Regions from separate parts of the Homo sapiens genome. Here region 2 is linked to region 1. The links are chromatin contacts, found by Hi-C or POLR2A ChIA-PET in ENCODE. All regions are on one chromosome and are shown on one strand. The core of a region is the stretch at or near the end of the contact, and the rest is flanking DNA. Distances in the headings are between cores, read along the strand shown. Region 1 overlaps INPP4B (inositol polyphosphate-4-phosphatase type II B). Region 2 overlaps INPP4B (inositol polyphosphate-4-phosphatase type II B).

Region 1 (2,933 bases), core at 87-2,586:
TGTAGCATGATTTCAAATGTCTGCCTCATCACCTGTAAACATAATTAAAGAATAACAATCAAAGTCTTGGGGAAAATCCTGTTAAGTCCTTTTTACTGGTAGTTCTAAAATAGAGATGCAAAACTCAGTAAGATTTAAGAAACTCAGTGTTAATCTTATGAAGTTAAACCAATAATCCTCAAATATAACAACTTCAGTATGAAAGTACATATTCCCTGAGCCTATGAACTAGCTCAGTTAGCCCCACCTCACTATACCAACTAAAAAAATCTTAAACATGATAAAGATGTAACATTTACATTAATATTTTCCTTGGTACAATGTGCTTCAGGAAAGCAAATGTTTTTATAATTATCTTTACATCTTGAATGGATTTAAAGCAGATTTTTTTCCAAGGGAGAGAAATGGGAACAACTCTTCCTTTCTCTTTATCACTTACAAACCTGCTTCACACTTGGTTGACTCACACCCAATCACCTATGACTGATTTCTAAATCATGCTTAAGATCCAACAAATTAGATTGAATCCTCCTGCTAATGTAAACCTAACCTTATAAAAAATTAATGGCATTATTTAAAATAACATTATTAGTATCTATTGAACATTGGCCAATACTACAATTTTCTTATTTTTTATTTTTTGAGACAGGGTCTTACTTTGCCACCCAGGCTGGAGTGTAGTGGTGTGACCACGGCTCCCTGCTGCCTCAACCTCTCGGGGGTTAGGTGATCCTCCCACCTCAGCCTCCTGAGTAGCTAGGACTACAGGTGCCCGTCACATGCCCAGCTAATTTTTGTATTTTTAGTAAAAATGGGGTTTCGCGATGTTGCCCAGGCTGGTCTCAAATTCCTGGCCTCAAGTGATCTGCACGCCTCGGCCTCCCAAAGTGCTGGGATTACAGGCATGACCCATTGAACCCAGCCTATAATTTTCTTATTAATTTCTGAAAAAAATGAGATACTTTTACTAATTCTTAAAAACTAAAAAATTATATGTACTATAATCCATGGAAAATATCATTTTTTCTTATTTCTAGATGATGTTGTCAACTCATGAGCAAACATTCATAATACTCTATGGCATCTATCCAAAAGTTGAGTACCTTGTAACAACTGAACAGAGATCCATGAAAGTTTAGAAATTATTAAGGAAAAAAATTAAAGATAGAATTTACTAAGTAAAAAGGGCACAGATGTGGATGCCGAAAAATTAATACTACACAATCTTCTGATGGGCTATAGCACCAAATGCTGTTACAAAAACAGAATGAAACAAAACCAAAGCACAAATACCCATCCAATGATGGCATAAATGAATCATAAAGTATCAAAGCAGAAGTTTAGAGCTCTGGCATCAGGTACAATTCCTGACAAATTACTCAAGTTCACCCATAATTCGTCATTGTCATCTCAATGATACAGAGAATACTGGAAGTAAAAATAACTTGTTACATGTGAACAGAAACTGGTTTAGAAAATAATTCAAAAATATTTTATGCCTGCACTCCTACTCTTTGTACGGCAAAAAAAATAGTTCTTAAACTTTCAAATTAAGTACCTACTATTCTCAGGTAAGATGTTCTAATGAAGTATCATTTTTTATTGTTAGCAAATTAAGGTCACAGGACCCCTAGGAGGTTGCTGCTGACATCTAGTGGCATACTTTTTAAAACATCAAATTCATTAAAAATATAGAGAGCTATCCCTCATTACCCAGTGGGGTATGGTTCCAGGTTTCCTCTTTCCCAATGTACCAGAATATGCGGATGTTCAAGTCCCTTATATAAAACGGCATAGTCTTTGCACATAACCTATGCACATCCTCCCAGACACTTTATATCATCTCTAGATTATAATACCTACTACAGTGTAAACGCTATATAAATAGTTGTTTTACTGCATTGTCTTTTAATTTGTATTATTTTTTATTGTCTGTTTTTTTTTCCAAATATTTTTGATTCCCAGTTGGTTGAATCTATGGATGTGGAACCCATTAATATGAACAGCCAACTGTATATGTGTATATATATACATATATATATATATATACATATATATATAATCTCTCTCTCTCTCTCTCTCTCTCTCTCTCTCTCTCTCTCTCTCTCTCTATATATATATATATATATAGTTTTCTTATTTTTTATTTTTTGAGACAGGGTCTTACTTTGTCACCCAGGCTGGAGTGCATCTCGTGTGTGTGTGTGTGTGTGTGTGTGTGTGTGTGTATGATTTTCAGCATCATATATATAGAGAGAGAGAAAGAGAAGAACAAACATACATTTATGTTCAAGCGTGTACTTGCAAAATCTAGTGGACATGTTACCAATTATTTGTAGCCCAGATCACTTTGTCTTCAATGATGTGATTCTCCTTCCAAAGTAATCTTAGTGCTGCAAAACCAGAAATAAAAATGAGCAGATCTGCTAAAGCCTTAAAGGAACCAATTCCCTCAAAGACTTTAGTCTTTTACTGGGAATTGCCAATTCTCTGAGAGCCCCAATTCCCAAAGGCTTCTCCCCAAACCCAATAGGCCTAATTTCTTTTCAGCTTTCCAAATAACCATGACCCTACTCCATTTCCATACCTGGCATTTAAGTACTTTTAGGATCTTAGCCTAGAGAGACTCCACTATAGAGCAGAGTATATGCTCTTGCACAAAAATGCTTTTGTTGGGTAGGGCAGGTTAGATTTTTCTGCAATGATGTATGGAGTGGCACAAAGCCAGTAAGTGATAAAATTAAGCTGTCTCCCTTTGGTGAAGAGAATGTGTTCCTACAGTGGTGTTATAAATTAGTTGATTGGAATTTAGATTTTATTCTTATTAAAACGATGTCATAAGGCCGGGCGCTGTGGCTCACGCCTGTAATCCCAGCACTTTGGGAGGCCGAGGCGGGTGGATCATGAGGTCAGGAGATCGACACTATCCTGGC
Region 2 (2,700 bases), core at 165-2,664, 98 kb after region 1:
TGTATTTCTATTCTTCATTTTTAGGGTTGTAAGATTTAGAGAAGAAGATATTTCTCAGAATAAATTAAGTCAGGGTAAACTCAAAGTTGCTAATTTCCATTTCGTAAGAAATTATTTCATCAATAACATTATGATGATACCCTTTTAAATTATGTTTTTATAATTTCAATGCCCTTTTGTTAAATATTCTACCATAGGAAAAGTTAAGAGTTAGTGTGAGAAGGAAAAAGGATCTTCCCTTTAAAGATCGTTGAAGTTAAGAGTTAGTAACGATCTTAAAGGATCTTCTCTTCTCCCATTAAATCTTAACTTCCAGTCATTTCTCTAGGGCAACAGGCTTAAATTATTTCTCATCTTAAAAAAAACAAATAATAACAATATCCCATGGTGCCTAACTTCTTTAGAAAGTTGTGCATAAATATATAAAAATATACCTATACCTACATATGCGTATGCATACAGAAATATATATACATATATATATACATACACACACACATATTCAGCCATTACTCTTCCCTCATGGAAATGTTCTTAGGTACCCGTTATTTTTTCTTAATAGTATATTTGGATGTTCAAAGTAAAACTGTCATTTAACAACTATTAAGTACCTACTGAGTTCCAAATACCACTCTAGATATTGGGAAACAAATAAGGTATAATACACGCTTTCAAATACATTTAGAGTTTTGTGGGGAAGTGTTCTGGGTTGAATAGTGCCCCCAAAACTTTATGTCTACCTGGACCTCACAATGTGACCTTAATTGGAAATAGGGTCTTTGCAGATTCATTGAGTAAAGTTAATATGAGTTAGTATAATAAGAATTGATATAAGAATGGTTTCAGTTTAAATAAAACTCTTTAAAATACTGATACATACCAGTCCTTCTCTGTCAACATGGTTGTCCTAGATAAAAAATTATAAAGGACATAACAATGAAGATGGGGATCAGGGAGGAAATGGCATTTCATTAGTTCCTCAGTGGTTGATAAGCCTGTTCTTATACCTTGTATTGCACTCATTCATTTAACAAAGTGGTTGATCATTCTGACTACAGTATAAGAGTTTTTAGTGAGGTTTCCAGCCATCCCTAAAACTTTAAAACATAATACTAAAGATGTGTGAAATAAAATTATCAGTCACATATCTGATGAGTTTCCATCAGACAAGTGAGCAGGCCACTCAAAGCCTCTTCAGCCCCCTTGCTTTCTCCTCGATTATCCAAGCTTTACAAAGTCAAACTGCATATGGAGTGCTTTAATCTTTGAACGTACGGCTGCATCAGACCTTTCCCAGCTCTTCTCACACTTTTAATGGATCCAATTCACCTCCTTTCCAAGGAGCATGTCTAGGTAAGTGACAGGGTGACGATAATGCCTTGGCCACACAGGCCTCAGAAAAGAATGGTGACTAACGATTAAATGCTTAGCATGCCAGCCCACATAAACCACAAACCATGAAGCCAGGGATTAAGACTCACTGGCAGCACATCGCCCAGGAAGTCAGCTTTCAACTAGAACTAAATCAGTTTTAAATAACAACATTTCTTGGGTCTCTTCCATCATCATATTGTGCAACTTTATACTTCGGGTTTATTTGGACTAAAAATATAAAAACATCTAAACCTACTTTATAACTGCTATATATTGACGTTAAAAGGAAACCAAAATAACAATAAAAGACACCAGGAAATTGGGACTTCTTAGATAAACTTAGCTGTGTGGTATTTTGCTTCCCTTTCACTAGAATTAGAAAAATAAATGGCCCACTTTCTAGAAGTGGAGAGTGAAAGGGAGGGAAAGAGAAAAATTGAGAGGAAGAAAACATTTAAGTAACAAGAAAGCAACAGGATAGGAAAAATATCAAGTCTTCAGAATAGTAAGGAAATGGAACTCTAATAATGTTAAAGAATGCAAAGATGATAAGAAACCAGCTACTCTTGGCATCGTATGAAAAAGTGTGAGAGAAGAACCTGAACTATGTGCAGCTTGCATGTAGTCACTGAGTCCCCCCTACTCCCCTGCCCTGGCCAGTTTTTCATTTCCTCTCTGATATCATTTAAACTTCAAAGACCATCCATCACTCCTTCATTGAGAAATGCCTGCTTTCCCAGAAACAACACCAGGGCAGCTTTTTATGCCATTACTGGCATTTTATCAAAGTAAAATTTCCATGGGTTTTTCTCTCAGAGGCTATTCCAGGGCTTGTTTTTTCTACAAAAAAGGAAGGCAATTTAAACGTGTGTGTGTGTGTGTGTGTATTTCCAGTTCTATCTATATCTATATTTCAACAGAATTACAATTTCTGTAGGAATCAAAATTTGAATAAAGTAAATAATATACTTCAAAATCTTTATTATAAACATTTCATTGACAATATAGAAAGGAAATTGATACAGCATTAGCAATAAAAATTTTTGTGGCTAGTTGAGCTCCTGGGATCACCTCCTGCCCCGATCCGTGTAGCCAGCAGCTGCCTCTATACGCTTTCAAGTGCTGTGCCTGCTGCTTACAACTCTCTTCTCCTCCTACCACCACAACTCTGTCAGGTCACTGTTCAATTGTTCTCACATCAGAGAGCCCCTCGCCCTTATTAGTTTATATAAAATAGCAACCACCCAACATTCCTGTTTTATTTTTATCTTCATTCTGTTACATTTTTACCCATAGTGTGTCTCTTCCACTGATATCATATTGGCT

What was found. Hi-C counts contacts between places; a loop is a spot of excess contacts on that map. ChIA-PET counts read pairs that join two places held with the same protein, here RNA polymerase II (POLR2A). Pooled maps may share reads with other maps.
Region 2: a map of PC-9 shows a loop between it and region 1 (2.7-fold over the local background). The contact joins two enhancer-like sites. A Hi-C loop is called at or near these places in 1 of 168 maps with a recorded cell type or tissue (PC-9) and 7 of 50 pooled maps. POLR2A ChIA-PET finds 5 or more read pairs at or near these places in 1 of 52 experiments (PC-9).

What each region holds. Positions count from the first base shown.
Region 1 is chr4:142,718,700-142,721,632 of GRCh38, forward strand. The region is part of intron 2 of INPP4B (inositol polyphosphate-4-phosphatase type II B); the gene reads right to left. Among named protein-coding and RNA genes, the nearest start is that of INPP4B, 130 kb to the right of the region's middle. Within about 2 kb of position 1,337, at least 4 of the 41 ENCODE cell types and tissues checked have a DNase peak (open chromatin) inside an H3K27ac peak, as active enhancers do; they include PC-9, where a contact is called at or near this core.
Region 2 is chr4:142,816,202-142,818,901 of GRCh38, forward strand. All of the region lies in intron 1 of INPP4B (inositol polyphosphate-4-phosphatase type II B), which reads right to left. The region is part of intron 3 of USP38-DT (USP38 divergent transcript); the gene reads right to left. Among named protein-coding and RNA genes, the nearest start is that of INPP4B, 29 kb to the right of the region's middle. Within about 2 kb of position 1,415, at least 7 of the 41 ENCODE cell types and tissues checked have a DNase peak (open chromatin) inside an H3K27ac peak, as active enhancers do; they include PC-9, where a contact is called at or near this core.